2 separate regions of the Homo sapiens genome follow, and region 2 is linked to region 1. Evidence: read pairs that join two places in POLR2A ChIA-PET (ENCODE). Cell type or tissue: IMR-90. All regions are shown on one strand. Links, peaks and the distances in the headings refer to the core of each region. The heading gives the core; the rest is flanking DNA.

What was found. ChIA-PET counts read pairs that join two places held together with the same protein. Peaks named below come from ENCODE experiments on the same cell type or tissue, not always from the same donor. Only the 100,000 strongest peaks of a DNase experiment are listed, where the experiment ranks them.
Region 2: POLR2A ChIA-PET joins it to region 1 with 15 read pairs; 2 of 35 experiments call an interaction of 5 or more read pairs at or near these places.

The regions. Positions count from the first base shown.
Region 1 is chr22:27,983,857-27,991,856 of GRCh38, forward strand. TTC28 (tetratricopeptide repeat domain 28) reads right to left here. Exons shown (of 23, transcript NM_001145418.2): 20 at 6,933-6,956; 21 at 6,022-6,151; 22 at 1,393-1,500. All of the region lies in intron 2 of TTC28-AS1 (TTC28 antisense RNA 1), which reads left to right. Among named protein-coding and RNA genes, the nearest start is that of MIR3199-1, 67 kb to the left of the region's middle. In IMR-90, for the core only: a CTCF peak has its summit at 7,322; a DNase peak (open chromatin) is centred at 3,875; H3K27ac peaks cover 601 bases.
Region 2 is chr22:27,540,615-27,550,485 of GRCh38, forward strand. The region is part of intron 1 of LOC105372981 (a long non-coding RNA gene); the gene reads right to left. Among named protein-coding and RNA genes, the nearest start is that of CPMER, 170 kb to the right of the region's middle. RefSeq lists enhancers at 947-1,447, 1,448-1,948. In IMR-90, for the core only: no CTCF peak of the experiment used is centred there; no DNase peak of the experiment used is centred there; H3K27me3 peaks cover 4,580 bases.

The DNA.
Region 1 (8,000 bases), core at 1-8,000:
CACAAAACACAAGGGCCCCAAGGACAGTTAGAATTCTATATGGTTTTGATTTTTCTTTCAAAATTTACGACATCTTTATATGCATAGAAGCTAGCAAAGAATTATGCAAGAGCTACTCATATTAATCTTACAATCCTCAAAAACATGGTCCTGTTAGAAAAAGTAAATCTAACATAGGGACAAAATCATTCTAGGAGAGCTCACAGCCACACCCACCCCAGACCCACCATGGCCCATCTCCACTCTGCTCCCTGTCACATGCGGGGTCAGGGTAAGCAGCATGACCCTGTATCCGCCTTCCTCTGAGCAGGGCTGGCCGTGCTCCTGGGGTGGGGGCCCTTTGCTCAGCTGGGGCATGTGAGCAGTCTGTGACATCTCCTGCCCTCCTTTCCAGCTCCATCCCAGCAAGTCCCTCTGGCATCACCGACACTCGCTCTCCACACTGCCTCTCCCCCATTCTCTCAACTTAGTCCATTCAGGTTTTAGTCCCTATCATTCTTATAAAGGTCACCAATGAGGTCCACACTGCCAAATCCAGAGTCCATTGCTCAGTTCTGCAGTGAGAGAGACACACCCTGCCCTCACCACCCCCTCCTCCACAGGCCCCTCCTCATCCTTGTCACTCTGAACCCTGGAATGCCCACAGGACACAATCCTCTTCCCCTCCGACCCGCATGCACCCCGGGTGATGCCATGCATGTTTCTGTCTCCATGCCAACCTCTCCCCTGAACTCCAAACTCACGTACCAGCTGCCTGCATGGATGCCTAATGGATATCCCCAAACCGAATGTGTCCCAGATGGAACTCAAGCCCATTCCTCCTGCCACTTTCCTGACCTCAGCAGAGGGCAATCCCATTTTGGCAGTTCTTCCAAATAAAAAACAGGATACCACTTTGACCCATCTGTCATGACCTTCAGCAGACTCCGTTGGTTCCACCTGCAAACCATAACCACCTTCCAAGCCAGCATTTGCTCTTCCCACTGTAGCCAGCTTGGCCCTTAAGAACATCAGTCGGGCTGGGTGTGTCCCCAGGGCCTGGAAATCTCCCAGGCCCACATGACCTGAGTGTCCGCTCCGGTCAGGCCCTGTGGCCCCACAGAGGACAGGCACACCTGTCGCCGCGTTCCCGTCTGCTCTGCCACCACCCTCTCACTTCCAGTCCCTTGCCCTGCTTGAGCACGTGCCAGCACCTCATACATTGCAAGTTCCATGAGAGCAGGGAGTTTTTGTTTCCTGCTCCTGAATAGTCCCTAACTGTTCCCTAACAAACATACACAAAAAATGTTGATTCACTTTTCTTCTGCTTCCCAAAATGTATGTGCTGGTGTCGGCCCCCAGGGAGAGCATGGCAGGCCCTGGTGGAGAACTGGTCTGAGGGCAGGCTCTTACCAAACAGAGACAGCAGGGACTGGAGCGCGAAGTGCACAGTCCGTCGATTAGCTTGCTTCCCGGTTTTCAGGATTACTTCCTCCTGACCAACTTCACAGAGATCAAAACCTAGAGGAACAAAGAATATAAGCATCTGCTTCCTTCGGGAAGATTCCAGATCTTGAACATGAGCGCTATAGGGCTCCTTGTGCAACTTCATGGAATGCCTGCAAGGCCCTTCAGCAAGCATTTGGGCCTGGGGCTTCCCCATGTCTGCACAGAGGTTGGTCATGTGGCAGAGGGGTCGGGCTGCCCCACCCAGAACATCCACTCTACGCAGCCCCCATTTGGCGTGTGTGTGGCTCTCACTGCCTGGCTCTCCTCTGTCCCTTCACGGAAAGCACTATGGACCAGAACTCAGTAAGGCTCACTCACATGTTTTCTTTTCCATTTTTTTTTCACAGAAGTACAGTCTATATAAAGACTGTCCAGGACAAAAACTGGCCACTCCATTCAGCATTGACAGCAGTATTTAAAGCTGGTGCATGGTGAGGTGAAGTTTCTCAAGGGCAAAGACAATGCCTTCATGCATGTTCAGTGTCTGCCCCCGTGGGCTTTGAAATGATCGCTGACAATGGGGGATCTGCAGTGACTTCTCTGCCTCTGCCAAAGCCCAGGGGTGCTGCTCCCTAATTCTAAGGATTCTAATGAGACTCAGAGCAGGTGTAACACAGGGCATGGAGCTTCCTGAGCAAGAGGCTGGCTAACAAACTGTGGACGTGGTACTTAGACACATTAAGAGACATTACAGGGACACCTGCAAGTATGTCTCCCTGGGGAGAAGCCAAGTGCAGATGCTATGGCCACAGATGATATGGTTTGGCTCTGTGTCCCCACTCAAATCTCATCTCAAGTTGTAATCCCTGGATGTCGAGGGAGGGACCTGGTGGGAGGTGATTGGATTGGTTCGCATGATAGTGAGGGAGTTCTCACGAGATCTGGTTGTTTGATAAGTGTCTGGCATTTCTCCTGTGCTGTCTCTCCTGCCACCTTGTGAAGAAGGTGCCTGCTTCTCCTTCGCCTTCCGCCATGATTGTAAGTTTCCTGAGGCCTCCCTAGCAATGCAGAACTGTGAGTCAATTAAACTTCCTTTCTTTATAAATTACCCAGTCTCGAATGGTATCTTTATACCAATGTAAGAACAGACTAATACAGACAGGGACCACAAAGCAAGAATTTAGGGCCTGAAGAGTCTTCAGCATTGAAAATCTTCACTCAGAATCCCTGGTCCCTGCATTGAGAGCACTGGGTAGATCACTGAACTCCCCTGACAACACTGCAAAGTGCTGGGTACCTACGATGCCACACCCTCTCCTCTGACCTCACAGTGTTAAAGTAAGGGGGCCCATAGTACACGATGTTACTGTCAGCATGCTATGTGTCGTGACTCAGCAACAGCACATTCACCAAAGGAGAAACCCCTCCGTCTCTCTATCTAGGCAGCCAGCCTTTTGACTTGTATTCGGGGATCTGGAGACTATCATTCCCTTAGGAATTAGGTTCACTAGAGGAGCATTCTGGTCACTATGGGACATTTTCCTCTGAATTTGAAAGTAAACAGCCCCTGAAAGCAACAGGAAGACATAATCAGAGAACTCAGCATTAAAAACCAATAATGAATAGTATCAATGTAATGCTTCCATTAGAAACCTCTACTTTTACCAAAATGATTTAAATGGGGTTGCTCAGAACTGAGTCCTCTCCATCTCTGACAGCCCATGCTGGGTTGTGAAGGTGTGTGCTTATTGCTGAGGACTGGAAAGGGGGCATTTCTTGGAGCCTTGGAGCCCTGGGAGCGAGCCAGCCACCTCTCTCCAGATGACAGGCCTACCGGACACCACTCTCCTCCCCGAGCTGTATGTCAAAAGGCCATAAAGCTTGCAAATGCATGCAGACCGACTCGCCCCTTGAGTATCAGTGGCTCTTGGAAAATACAGAGAATAACTGGAACATCAACTAAAGTCCCCCATAATCCCAACACCAGAGACAGCCTGTGTTAAGAGTTTTTGGGTTTCCTTCTGTACTATTCTTGATGTATCTGGCAAAGGGACCTCAAAAGCAGGGAGTGTGCAGGGGAGGAAGCCTGGCTCCACCACCCCCACACCAAAGGGAGCCTCAGGCTCCATGAGGAAGAGAGCTTTTCCTTTATAAAGCAAGGTCTTGGCCAGGTGCGGTGGCTCACGCCTATAATCCCAACACTTTGGGAGGCTGAGGCAGGCAGATCACTTGAGCTCAGGAGCTGGAGAACAGCCTGGGTAACATGGCGAACCCCTGTGTCTACAAAAAATACAAAAATTAGCTGGGCGTGGGTGGTGCATGCCTCAAGTCCCAGCTACTTGGGAGGTGGAGATTGCAGTGAGCTGAGCTCGCGCCACTGCATTCCAGCACCCCAGCCTGGGTAATAGAGTAAGACCCTGTCTCCAAAAAAAAAAAGGTTGTGGTTGTGGCTTCCTCTTGCTGACTCACTCGTGGCAGTGCCCCCCAAGGCTTGCCCTATGGCTTCTCACAGAAGTGACAAGAGAAGCATCCCGGATGGGAACCCAGCCCTTCTCAGTCTAGCGTCCATCTGCTGCTGCCTACATAGAAATTTACTATGTTTACACCAGGAAAATGATGCTTTAAACCCACAGAAGAAAAGCATGTAGGCCAGGAGCAGTGGCTCACACCTGAATCCCAGCACTTTGGGAGGCTGTGTGGGAGGGTTGCTTGAACCCAGGAGTTTAAAAAGACCATCTTGGGCAAAATGGTGAAACCCAATCTCTACAAAAAAAGTTAAAAAAAAATAAAAAACCAAGTAATGCAACCTGTAAAGGATGCCAAGCTTCTAATCCAAGGGGATTCAGAACCCCTGTGAGGCACTGTAGCTCCCCACTTTACCTTCACAATACACGACGTGTCTGAAAACACAAGGAGCCAGCCTTGAGCTGAGGTGGTCGGGGAAGGTCACCCACAAAACAGGTTAGACAGTGGGACCCCGAGCGAGAAGAAGCTTGCTTTTTTTTTTTTTTTTTTTTTGAGACAGAGCTTTTTGCTCTTGTCGCCCAGGCTGGAGTACAGTGGCGCGATCTCGGCTCACAGCAACCTCCGCCTCCTGGGTTCAAATGATTCTCCTGCCTCAGCCTCCTGAGTAGCTGGGACTACAGGCATGCGCCTCCATGCCTGGCTAATTTTTGTATTTTTAGTAGAGACGGGGTTTCTCCACGTTGGTCAGGCTGGTCTCAAACTCCCAACCTCAGGTGATCCACCCACCTCAGCCTCCCAAAGTGCTGGGATTACAGGAGTGAGCCACCGCACCCGGCAGGAAAGAAGCATTTTTAAGGATTCTCTGTCGGGCCATGTCTGACAGCTCATCCATGTAACAGTGAGGTCAGACAGTGCCATCTTCTCAAGGGTGTCCACTTCTCTCAGTTTAAAATCCAAAGGCCTTCCCTGGCATCACAGCCCACAGATCTGCCCTGCCCCCTACCCCGCCCCGACCCCTCCGTGGCTGTTCCCTCGGCCTGGCACTTTCTCCTGCAAACATCCCAGTCTCTGTGGGCCTGTCCTGGCCCTGCTCCCACCCATCTGCTTCTGCCTGCCATGGTGCTCCCTGGCTTCCTAAGGCGTCCCTTAGACACTGTATTAGGTTTGTTCGTGTTCTCCCAGTAGAGTGCAAGCTCTAGGATGGTAGGAATTTAGTCTTTTGCTCACTGCTGCATCTCCAGTGCCTGGAACATTGCCTGACACATAACAGGTGTTCAAAAGAAACCTGTGGAGTGAATGGTTCCCGAGCCAGTCACTGGGCCCCTAAGTGGGGCAGGAGGGGAGTGGCTCACAGCCTCTTGTGTTCTATCAACAGATGCACCATTACAGGTACACAGCAATATGTCAGGAGTCACACCTGCACGTTACAAATGGTAAAAAAGGGAAATCGAGTGTCCTGCACTGACTGAGGCCCCTGCTATGTGCAGTCCTAGGTACCCATGGTCTCTCAGAGGTGGTTTCAATAGTACTGTTTTCCTGCCAGTTTTGAGTACCCGTTGACAGAGGACAACACTGAAACCATTATCATCTTATGACTCTAATTTTAGTTTTCTTTAGCTCCTAATAACACTTGACCTCCAATAATACTAGAGTCTAGCAGGTTCATGTTAAGGTAATGGGCACAAATGACAGAGATGAAATCACAGTGCAGAGGAAATGGCACAAAGCCATTTGTACCATTTGGGAATCCTGCTAAACCACTGGAATCTAAGTTAATTTTTTTTTGGAAGAAAAAGAGAGATCCTCTGCCTCAGTCCTCCTGAGTAACTGAGACTACAGGCATGCACCACCATGCCCGGCTAATTTTTTTTAATTTTTGTAGAGATGGGGTCTCCCTGTGTTGCCCAGGCTGGACTCAAACACCTGGCTTCAAGTGTTCCTCCCCCTCAGCCTCCCAAAGTGCTAGGATTACATGCGTGAGCCACTGTACCCAGCCTGAGTTAACTGTTTTAAGATAATATTTTAAGAAGACACTGAGATACTTTGCCCAACAGAAACCAGGAGGAAAAACAGAGATTTAAAAGATGGAATTCAAGAACCCATTTAAGTCAAGGATTCTCTGCCTACCTAGAGCTGCCAGGAACTCGTGGCATCCCGGGAGCCGCCACAGCTGGACGCTGATGGAGACCTGAATGGGAGCTGATGCCAAGTCCTGCTCCTTCTCGCCAGCCTGGAGCTGAACCAGCACCTGGTGGAGCTGAGGAAGGGGGGACAGCGTGAGCACCCTGTGTCTCCTTCCCCTCCAGCCCACCTCAAGACTCGACCCATTATTCTTATGTCACCTGTCACTGGCATCGCTAATGACCCTCTCATGAGTGTAGCATTTGAGATTCTTTTTCAGGTGCATTCATACCTACTGTCCTGCTGTCCTCTCTGTGGGAAGCTCATGGGGCATTGGGGCAAGAGGCTGTGTGGCCTCCTGGGGCCGGGGCCGGGTTCTGCTTCCAGCCTTGTGTCTTCCCTCAGGCGTGGGAGAGCCTCACAGGAGAGGCCATGGAGAGTAGAAGGGGTGAGTTAGGGGACCGGCCACCTCCCACTTTCTTAAGTCATCTTTAGGACCTTGAGGTGGATGGCGAAGTGGAACCCGGTTACATCTTAGAGCCTCACAGCTCGAGGAATTACCCACTCAAGTGTCCATTTCCTTTCAGATTTCAGGGTCTGTGGCCTCTCCTCAGGGGTCTGTGTGTGGGTTCACAGAGTGACACTCACTGAAAGCTGGTTCTGCCCCTGCTGTCTGGTGGACCTCAGGAGGTCAAATCAAGGACGCAAGAAGGGCGGAGCAGGAAGAGGGGAGGCAGAGCAGAGAAGGGGACGGGCCGCCAGTCCAGCAGCAGTGCGCACCCGCGGGGGCGCCGCAGCCCGTGTGGCTCCGTTTGACAGCACGTGCACCCCGAGCTCAGAGCCTGCCCAGGGGAACTCGGGGGTGGGTGGGTTGAGGGGCTCACCTGACAACAGTTGCTACTTAAAGTAGTACTCACCATTCCAACCATATTTTTAACAGCCTTCGGCCAGCAGATTATAAGAAAAAGAAAGAAAGAGAGAAAGAAGAGAGTTTAGACTCAAGCACAGGCTGTTATGCAACATGAGCTGATCACTGTTTAGGAAGCGCCACACCAGGCCCGCGGCTCTGACTGGGAGGGGAGAGGAGCAAGAGTCAGCAGGGGACACACAGGAGAACGGACAGCCACACCCAGGCCAGCCGCGTGCGGATCCAGGGGCTCAGGGGCAGCATCAGCCAGGCCTCCCTTCCCAGCCAGTAGAGGCTCGGGAGGGAAAGAGCACAGCGGGCGTTTGTAGCCAGCTCAGGAAACCAAAGTCCCTGGTTCCTGAGTGAGCCAGGAAAGGTCCACCAGCTGCCACCACTGGGGGCAGCCTCGGGACATGTCCCTAGGGCCCAACAGCGTATCAGGCAGAAAGTCCCTGTGCTCCCATCAAAAGCAAGAAATTAAGCAACTGGCTTTTTGGCCTCTCAGCACAGCCTTGCAAATGGAGTATAATTTTGGCTTTCAGATTTTGTAGAACACAGACCTCTAGACCGCCTGGGTTCAGGATGCTTTAATATGCAGTGTTCTGGAAGTGTCTTCCTGATGCTATTCAACGAGCAGGCGTTAATACACTTATTACAAAATGAGCAGGGACTCAGCCAAGGGGACAGGTCACTGTTGGTTCTAAGTTCCAAATCCAGGTGGAAACAGCCCTAGGTAGCACTCAGTGTGTTTCAGAGGCTAATAGTAGATGGAGCAGCTTTATTTCTCCATAGAAATATTTCCACTTCAGTGAAATTTGCTGGCAAATATCTCTAATAACAACATATATTACTTTTTCAAATTGTTACACTCCAAAATGGCCAGAAAAGCAACTCTGTGCTCTTCAAGGGCTGCTCCAGCCTCCAGAAGTGCTCCCACAGCTGTCCCCCCAGGGGCTTGGTCCAGACCCTCACTGGCCAGAACGCAGTGGTGCAGCATGGGTACTGAGAAGCTCCCAGGCCAAGCTGCAAAGGACCTACATGATGCTAAGAACTGGAACCCGCCGAACTCCTGAACTAG
Region 2 (9,871 bases), core at 1-8,000, 440 kb before region 1:
GACTAAATGACAACAAGAACTATTTAATAAACCAGTTACTATAATCAGCAAGGGGAGCGATGAATGAGTGAGTGAATGAATGAATGAATGAATGAAAATTTGCCCTTCTCCTGGGCTCTAGGACACATTTGGCAATTTCCTCTGCACTGATGGAGAAATACCCGCACTTCATTTCCAAGGACTGCAGAAGGGAATTTAAACGCACACGCTCCCCTATCGTTGGCATCTGCCAAGAACGAGGCTGAAGCTTGCTCGGACAAATGAAATTCTGACAAAGCATGTCACAGGCTTGAAGCATCTGTCACTGACTGGGAGAGACGCACATTTGAATCTGAGAGAAGTGCCGCTCGCCTGCAAATGACAATTGTGCAGTCCGGTCCGACTTTCCCTCTGACCTTCTGGCCAGCTCCAAAGGGCTCTCTCCTGTAAACATCCTCCAAATAGTTTATCTTAATAAAAGCGCCTGTAATGGAGACGGAGTTAATTTGAAATGGTTTCCTTGGCCGTTTGTCTTGTCAGCCAATTGCTGAGAGAGGGCTGAAGTCAATATTGCCTTAGCCGTGGTGGGGTCCTGCAGGCCTCGGACTCATCCTGGGATCACGCGACCGACGTGACAGCCGACACTGTTCCATGAAGCACGGAGGAGCCTCAGTGGGTGATGGCAGCCAGTGCTGGACTTGATCTCAGACAACTTTGCAGGCTAAGCTCCCACACACCATGCTCCTTGTCCCGCAGTTCAGAAAGCAGAAGATAGGCAACTAGATGACCACTTTACAGATATAGAAACTGAGGCACAGAAAGAAGAAATGGCAAATTTGCGGTCGCCTAGCAAATTACTGGGAAGACTAGAAATAGTGTTTCTTTTCCTGAACACACACGCAATCACTGGCTAATTGCTTGGTGCTGCAGATGCAAAGTTAAATAAATCACAATAGGAACCCCCAGGACTCCCTATCTCCAGTTAGTAAAAAGAATAGGGGCTTTGGAAACGGAAAGACCCGAATACAAATTCTGTATCAGCTGCTTCCTGGCTACATCACTCAGAGGACATCGCTTAACTTTTCTGAGTCCCAAAAAGAAAAGTGATACTATTTTCGCAGGAAGGCTTTGAGGGTCAGATGTCTTTGCACGGGGATAGAAAGGCCTCGCGCCGTGCCTGCCACAGAAGTGTCCTCTCACCAAGTGTGAATTCCCTCCTCCAGTGCCTAATCCAGCGCCTTTTCACCCAGTTCTCTCTGTCTTCCCATTCTGCTGAGGCCTGAGCCTCCCCCTGCCCGACCCTGGACCTTGCAGATGTGGCAAACGCGGAAAACATTAGGCTCGCTGGCGATTGTCTGCACGGCCGTGTTTATGTTTGCAATAAAAGCAAGCAGGTGCTGGCAATTTAGCTAATCAGGTACCATCCCGGCCCCAGACGCCTGCCCGACTGCCCGCCGTCACTGCTCAATGTGGCTTTCTCCAAGCCTGCAATTAGCCTGGTCCCCCAGCCCTGCACACGGCTCAGATTACCCCCACAGGATGCACAAATGGCCAAATGGATGGTCCCTCGGCAGTCCATGACCAAAGGCATGGGGTTGAAACCTCTTCAGGCCTGTGCCCTCTGCAACATCAAAACAGGCCTCTCTTGCCCTCTGTGGAACCATTTTTTGGGGTCAAGCCTGCTAGAGGAATGGGCTCTGTCTGGAGTTTCCTCAGGGGAAGATGAACAACGTATAGAAGTGGTACAGTCCTCAGACCCTCAGACTCACCCCAGCCTGGGTCAGGCTATGTCCGTCAAAGTCACTTGATCACCTTGGCCTGCAGAATCTAACAGAACAATCTCTAACCCTGAGCATTTAGCAGTGTCAGGTACACCACCCAGGGATGGACATTCATGAGCCCTGCTTGCCAGGCTCTGTGTGACCCCAGATACACCCCACTGACCGGTCTGAACCTCAGTTTCCTCATCTGTCAAACAGGTAGATTAGACCAGTTCAAGGTCTCTCAGCCTCAGCACTACTAATGCTTGAGCTTGGAGGGTTCCTGTTGGGGAGCCGTCCTGTCCATTGCAGGATGTCAAGCAGCATCCCTGGCCTCTACCCACTGCATCCCAGCAGCCGCCCCCTCCAGTTGTAACAACCAACAACATCTCTAGACATTGCCAAACCTCCTCTGGGTGCAGAGACAACATCACCCCCAGTAGAGACACTGGAGTAGAGCCAGCCCCAGCTGCACAGCAGATCCCCTTGGGAGGACTTGGAGAGGTGAATGGTGCTCTGCTCCATAGTTCAGATGCAACCGCTCTGGGTGGCAGCCCAGGCATTCATGCTGTCGGTTTCAAAAGTTCCCCAGGGATTCGAATGACCTGATAAGGTTGAGACCCACGGGGGGCTCAAAGATCTGTGAGGACCACCACCCCCACTTTTTGTGGGCAGAGATGTCCTTACAGAAGTTCAGCACAACCTTTCCCAGCCCAGGTCCAACCCATTTCCCCAGCTGCACCACAGGCCTCCAGGGACCCCCACCTGGAGGGTCTTGTGTGGTGCTTTTATTTTTCTTAGCAGACATTATTTAACCAATTCTGAGTTGAACAGAATCCAATAAAATGCAGTCCCTACAACATTTTATGGCTAATTGGTTTGACTGGTACATTGTAAATGTGTAAAGGGACTCTAGTGAGGGAAGCGGGAACCTGGTTAACCTTTCCGTGGGGCTTAGCTCATTGGGGTGTCTCTCTTAGGCCTGTCCAGCCTAGGGAGCACCTCCTCTTGCCCACTGAGGGGACTCCAGCCCTCAGAGCTTCCAGCTCTTCTCCCAGGTAAGGTGTCCCAGGACCAAGGCCTCCTGGCAGCCCTGAGCACTGATCTCATCCTGCTGAGACAAGGTCCCCTGGGGAATCCTGGCCCGGCCCTCCCTTCCTTCTTCCTCCCTCCTCCCTGTTTCTCTGCTCCCTCCTCCCTGTCTCCCTCTTCCCTATATCTCTCTTTCCCGCTCCCCACCTCTCCTCCTTCCTCCCTTCCTCTTTCTTCCCTGCCTCCTCCCCTCCCTGCCTCTTCTTCCCTCCTCCCTTCCCTCCTCCTTCATCTTCCCTTCTCCCTGCTCCCCTCCTCCCATGTGTCCAGCCACACTGGTGTCCAGGTGGTTCCTTGGACAACCAACCTCTTCCCTTCTTATGGCCCTCATCCATGCTGTTCCCTTGACTTAGACATCTGTTCCCAGCACCTTGGCTGGCTTCATGCCTCTCCATGCCCTCAGAGGTCAACACAAATGTCACTTCCTCCAGGAAGCCCTCCCTGTTGCCAACTCTCAGCACAGGCGATCTCCTTCAGAGGACCGATTACTGACTGTAATTAGGGAAGTTTATCTGGGCAATTCTCTGTCTCCTCTAATTCAACCAGAGAGACCAAGGACAGGCTCTGGTCTGCCTGGTCAGTCCTGCTGTGGAGGAAGGTCACTGTGGTAGGGCAGGAGCTGGGTACCAGGAGTAGAAAGCGGGTGGGGCCCAGCCTCTGCCCTTAGGGGGTCCCACCAAGTATAAGGTCAGATGAGCCCAGAGTCGGTACCAGGGAGGCTGAGAATCCGTGCTAGCTCTCAGCCTGGCTGCTTCTTGCAAATGTGGAAACAACCACCATGTCTATTATTGGGGACAAGATGTGGCCAGGCTGGAGGGATGCCGTGCAACCTTAAAAATTAGAAATCTGACCTCCATGGGCTGGGGTGGGACCTGAGCTGCTGAGAGCTTCCTTTCCCCCTGAGGACCTTGAAGACGGTTTAGGTAGTCTTTTATGGGAAATTGTCACTTTTTATAATTAATCTTTTATTTTCTGTAAAAGGAATGCAGGCGGCCAGGCTCGGTGGCTCACGCCTGTTATCCCAGCACTTTGGGAGGCCGAGGTGGATGGATTGCGAGGTCAGGAGATCAAGACCAGCCTGGCCAACATGGTGAAACCCCGTCTCTACTAAAAATACAAAAATTAGCCGGGCATGGTGGTGCATGCCTGTAGTCCCAGCTATTTGGGAGGCTGAGGCGGGAGAATTGCTTGAACCTGGGAGGTGGAGTTTGCAGTGAGCTGAGATCACACCACTGCACTCCAGCCTGGGTGACAAGAGTGAAACTTCATCTCAAAAAAAAAAAAAAAAAAAAAGAAAAGAAAAGAAAAAAAAAAAAGGAATGCAGGCTCATAGTTAAAAACAAAATCCAGTAGCACTGTAAGGCTTGTAAACTAAATGAGGGGTCCCCACCCCACCCCCCACTCCCTCCCTCCCCATGTTGCTTCCCAGAGGCAGCTATTTTCCACACTTTCACCCATTTCTTAACTCCACGTTTCTCAATAATATGTATCACTGTATATTTGATTCCTTCCATTTTAATTATGTTAAAAAAAATTACATAGACATGTTTTCCCTAAAAATACATGTTTAAAAATCTGACAGACACAGTGCTTGAGATCCCACTCCACTGCTTCCTGGCTGCGTGGTCCTGAGCTGATTTCTTGACCCCTCTGAGAATCCATTTCCTCGGCTGTAACGTGGGAATAAGAACACCTGTTTGGTTCAATCGCTGGGATTTAAAATGGGATGATTGTATAAACCTGGGGGGCTCAAGGGACGTGCAATAAACCACTGCTGTAGTTTGGGGACGTGCTTGCTAGAGTCTCCGCTTGTGGAAAATGAGTAGCTCAGTACACAGCACTTAGAAGGCATGATAATGACAGATCCATCTCCCCAGTGCTGTGAAATCTGAGAGAGGAGAGAGAGTAGTGGAAAGGCTGGCAGATAGGAGCAGAGCAGGAGGAGCAGTCTGATGAACATTCTGCTATGAGTTAGATTTCTGTGTAGCCCACATCAGCTCCTTCATAACAGACTGATGGTGTGTGCAGCGTTCAGGAGCCCCAGCCCCTGGCAGCCCCACCCTCCAACCTCCTGTCTCCCGTGTTCATATTGCAACCTAGTTTTGGCATCCTCCCCAGACCCCCAATTCACTGGACAAATGGTTGCCTTTGACCTTGTCCTGAGCCTGAGCCAGCACATCTCAGAGGTCCCCTCCTCTGGGAAGATGCTGGTGATCTTTCCAGCACTCAGCCCCTCTTCCCCTTCTGCAGTACCTACATGTCCAGCAAGGGCACTGGCCACCCTTGTCAGGTGCAAGTTCTCCCACTCAGATCCTGTTTTTCCCCAGCACCACAAGCCCTAAGTACAGAGGCCTCTGCTGTTCCCTCTCACCTAGAGAATTTCAGCCCAGCTTTTTGTTGGGAGACCAACAGAGTGACCACATAGTAGGGCAATGGCCAACATGTGTCAACAGAGGAGAAGGGTCCCATGTGAGATCCATGTGGCTCCAAATGCCTATTCTGATCAAGCCACTCAGAACTCTAGCCATATATTTCCTCTGTACCTACACTCCCTCCTCCAGCCAAGTTTTATTGAGCACCTACTATTTGCCATGCATTGTCCTGGAGGCTGAAGAAAAAGCAACTTTTATTCACAACTTTTAGACACAAATATTTATTAAGCACCTACTATGTGCTGGGCAGTGTGGGTGTACATTAGTCCATTCTCACACTGCTAATAAAGACATATTAGAGAGTGGCTAATTTATAAAGGAAAGAGGTTTAACTGACTCACAGTTCTGCCCGGCTGGGGAGGCCTCAGGTAACTTACAATCCTGGGGGAAGGGAAAGCAGACACATCCCTCTTCACGTGGTGGCAGCAAGGAGAAGTGCCGAGCAAAAGGGGAAATGCCCCTTATAAAACCATCAGATCTCGTGAGAACTCACTCACTATCACGAGAACAGGATGGGGGAAACCGCCCCATGATTCAATTATCTCCACCTGGTCTCTCCCACGACATGTGGGGATTATGGGAACTACAATTCACGATGAGATTTAGATGGGGACACAGCAAAACCATATCAGGATGCAACAGTTGCGATGCAGACAGTGTCCCTGCCCTCCTAGGGATGCTTTTGATCACATCTAAGAAAGAAGGCTGTATACCAGCAATGGGCACAGAGTTAGAGCTCAAGATACAACTGCTGAATTGAATAAGAAGTCTTTATCTTCTTATGCATATGAGAACCAAATGGCTGTAAGCTGGTCATGAGCTTTCACTGAGCACTGATGCACACCACCGAGCTGGACTCTGGACATGCTGAGATCATCACCAGCCTTCCCACTTTGCAGGGAGGAAGCTGACGCTCAGAGAAGCTGGTGCGTCCACGGTGACCCAGGTAGAAATGAAACACGGGCCGGGCACAGTGGCTCACGCCTGTAATACCAGCACTTTGGGTGGCCGAGGTGGGGAGATCACGAGGTCAGGAAATTGAGACCATCCTGGCCAACATGGTGAAACCCTGTCTCTACTGAAAATACAAAAATTAGCTGGATGTGGTGGCACGCGCCTGTAGTCCCAGCTACTCAGGAGGCTGAGGCACAAGAATCGCTTGAACCCAGGAGGCGCAGGTTGCAGTGAGCAGAGATACGCCACTGCACTCTAGCCTGGCAACAGACAAGACTCCATCTCAAAAAAAAAAAGAACTGGACTAACAAACTGAAATAACTGCATTTATTAACTATAGTAAATTATAATTAATAATGAGTATTATTATATAATAAATATGTATTGTAATGTTAATGTCATGTCATGTCATGTTAATGTTAATAAGTTAATGTAGTAACTTATGATATGATTATACATCATATATATATATATATATACACACACACATAAATTATAAAACGGTGTTGGCCTGCTGGGCGCAGTGGCTCACGCCTGTAATCCCAGCACTTTGGGAGGCCGAGGCAGGTGGATCACAAGGTCAGGGAATCGAGACCATCCTGACTAACACGGTGAAACCCCGTCTCTACTAAAAATACAAAAAATTAGCCGGGTGTGGTGATGGGCACCTGTAGTCCCAGCAACTCAGGAGGCTGAGGCAGGAGAATGGCGTGAACCCGGAAGGTAGAGCTTGCAGTGAGCCGAGATCATGCCACTGCACTCCAGCCTAGGCAACAGAGGGAGACTCCGTCTCAAAAAAAAAAAAAAAGGTGTTGGCCAGGCATGGTGGCTCACGCCTGTAATCACAGCACTTTGGGAGGCTGAGGCAGGTGGATCACCTGAGGTCAGTAGTTCGAGACCAGCCTGGCCAACATGGTGAAACCCCTGTCTCTACCAAAAATACAAAAAATTAGCCAGGTGTAGTGGCACATGCCTGTAATCCCAGCTACTCAGGAGGCTGAGGCAGGAGAATCGTTTGAACCTAGGAGATGGAGCATGCAGTGAGCCGAGATCGCGCCACTACACTCCGGCCTGAGCAACAAGAGTGAAACCCTGTCTCAAAAAAAAAAAAAAAAAAAAAAAAAAGGTGTTATTTGTCATTTACGAATCGGGAAATTGAGGCTTGAAGAGGCTAAGCGACATAGCAGAGAGCCAGCCCTGACCCATCAATCTAACTCTAAAACTATGCTCTGAACATGATCTGTGAAGTTTCTATCTGCTCTTAATGTTTGTGATTACCTTCTCACTGTGGGTCGAGAAAGGAAAACAAGTTCAAGGGGTGATGGAGGGAGAGCACCTAAGAGGTCTATCTGGCCTGACTGCAGGATCTTTGGGGAACCGTGGCAGAAACCGGAACTTATAGGCCCCAAGGAGACCATGAACCCCAGAAAGGACCAGGTTCAACTCAGGCTCTGAAGGTTTCCCCCGCTGCTAGGATCCTGAGGAGGTTCGGGGGCTGCTGCTCCCCACCCAAGAGAGGCCTCTGGGGGCCTTGGCCTCCCTGTTCAGCCCGCCTAACGTTTTCTATTTAAATGCAAATTTTGACTTTTCACTTGGCAGCTAGGAAAAGTTTGTTGCACTGGAATGAGGGTCACGATAATAATTTATCCACAGGCCTTTTTCTAACAATTATTATTTGTTCAAGGGAGAAGGTGGAGGCCCCAGAGGCTGGGAGAGGGGGCTCGGTGCTGGAACACCACACACATGGACTGGCCTGCAGGTGTCAAGGCGGAGGCCAAGACCCTCTCTCTGGGGCAGAGGGAACGAGGTGTAAGTAGAAGCTGCCCATCCTGGGGCCCCCAGCCCTGGGAGCTTGCTGAAAGGGAGCTGATATTTACTCAGCCCTCAGCTCTGCACTGAGAAGACTCTCCAATAATCAAAGTCTCAGGTCTCAAGTCTTGGGGAGCTGCCAGTCCGATGACAAGAACAGAAAAAGAAATAGTCCATTACAATACAGGGTGCCACATGCATGGCGCTGGGATGGGGTCCCAGGCAAGGCTCCTGCGCTAGCTTGAAGGTCTAGGAAGGCTTCCTGAGGGAGGTGACCACTGTTCACAGTCCTCAAAAACACTGACCCATCAGTCAGTCCACGGCTGGGGAAAGTGTCCATTGGTATCCTCTATGGGGGATAATTAGATACAATCTAGCAATATAATAAATTGGTAATTTCAGGCCTAGGAAGGAATGCTATAGTTTCTCCCCTAGATGCAGGTAGATGTACAATATTATTCAATGAAGCATTTTAAGTCATGGCGAAACACCAGAAACAATCTAGATACCCATCAACAGGAGACTAGATCAATAAATGAGGCTGTGTCCATGCAGCAGAATACCATGCAGCTCTGTAAAATGAATGAGGAAGCACTTTATTTACTGATCTGGAAGAGCTCCAAATTACAGTGAGTGGGAAAAGATGCAGGGAGTATTGTACATTTTTGTGTAAAAGGCAGCAGGTGGATAATCTTTTTAAGATGTCCTTATATTTGCATAAAATGTCTCTGAAAGGATTCATATAAATTGAACACATGGTTTGCCTGTGAGGAGGGGCCTGGGCGGACTGAAGAATAAAAATGGGAGAGAGCTTTGCAGTTTCAGTTTTCGGTGTATACATTTCTGTACCTTGTGAATTTCGATGCATCTGAATGTGATGCTGATTCAAAAACTGAGTTAAAAAAAAAAAAAACAGGCGGGACACAGTAGCTCATGCCTGTAATCCCAGCACTTTGGAAGGCCGAGGCGGGTGGATCACGAGGTCAAGAGATCAAGACCATCCTGGCCAACATCGTGAATCCCCGTCTCTACTAAAAATACAAAAAATTAGCTGGGCGTGAGGGTGCACGCCTGTAGTCCCAGCTACTTGGGAGGCTGAGGCAGGAGGATTGCTTGAACCCAGGTGGTGGAGCTTGCAGTGAGCTGAGATCGCACCACTGCACTCCAGCCTGGTGAGAGAGCAAGACTTCATCTCAAAAAAAAAAAAAACAAAAAATCCAAAGGGCTGACCAGGCTATCGGGAAGACAGCTGGAGTCTCAGGCAGAAGGAACAGCATGTGCAAAGGTTGGGCTCACTTTCTGGGGTGAGAGAGAATCTGCAAAGAGAATGACTGGAAGGGTAGAGGTGAGGCGGGAGAGTGTGGCCTGGCTCACTGGGCTCAGTGCTGGCTAGCTGTGCTCAAGTCTGCTCTTGTCCTGAAGACCCCAGGGGCCACTGGAGGGTTTTACACACAGGAGAGGCAGCCAGACTTGCTGTTTGGAAAAATTACTCTGGGGAAGGCATTTGGGGAGGACAGCGGGAGGCAGGGAGGCCAGTGGGAGGCCGCTCCAGGGACACACTCATTGCATTTAATCCCTCACGATAACTTTCATTTTAGAGAGGAGGACATTGAGGTACAGAGAGGGGAAGTAACTTGCTCAAGGTTACAGAGCTGGGATTAGAAACTGATCTGTCTGATACTTGGCTTTGCATGCACCCAGGATCTCCCAAGAAAAAACACTTTGCTGGGAGGTGGCGGCCTTGGTCCCAGGCAATTCGTGTGTCTCTGAGCAGGCTGCTGCCTCTGTCTGAGCCTCACTGGACTCATCTGAGGATGAGGTGCACTGTGCCTCTTGGCTGAGGTC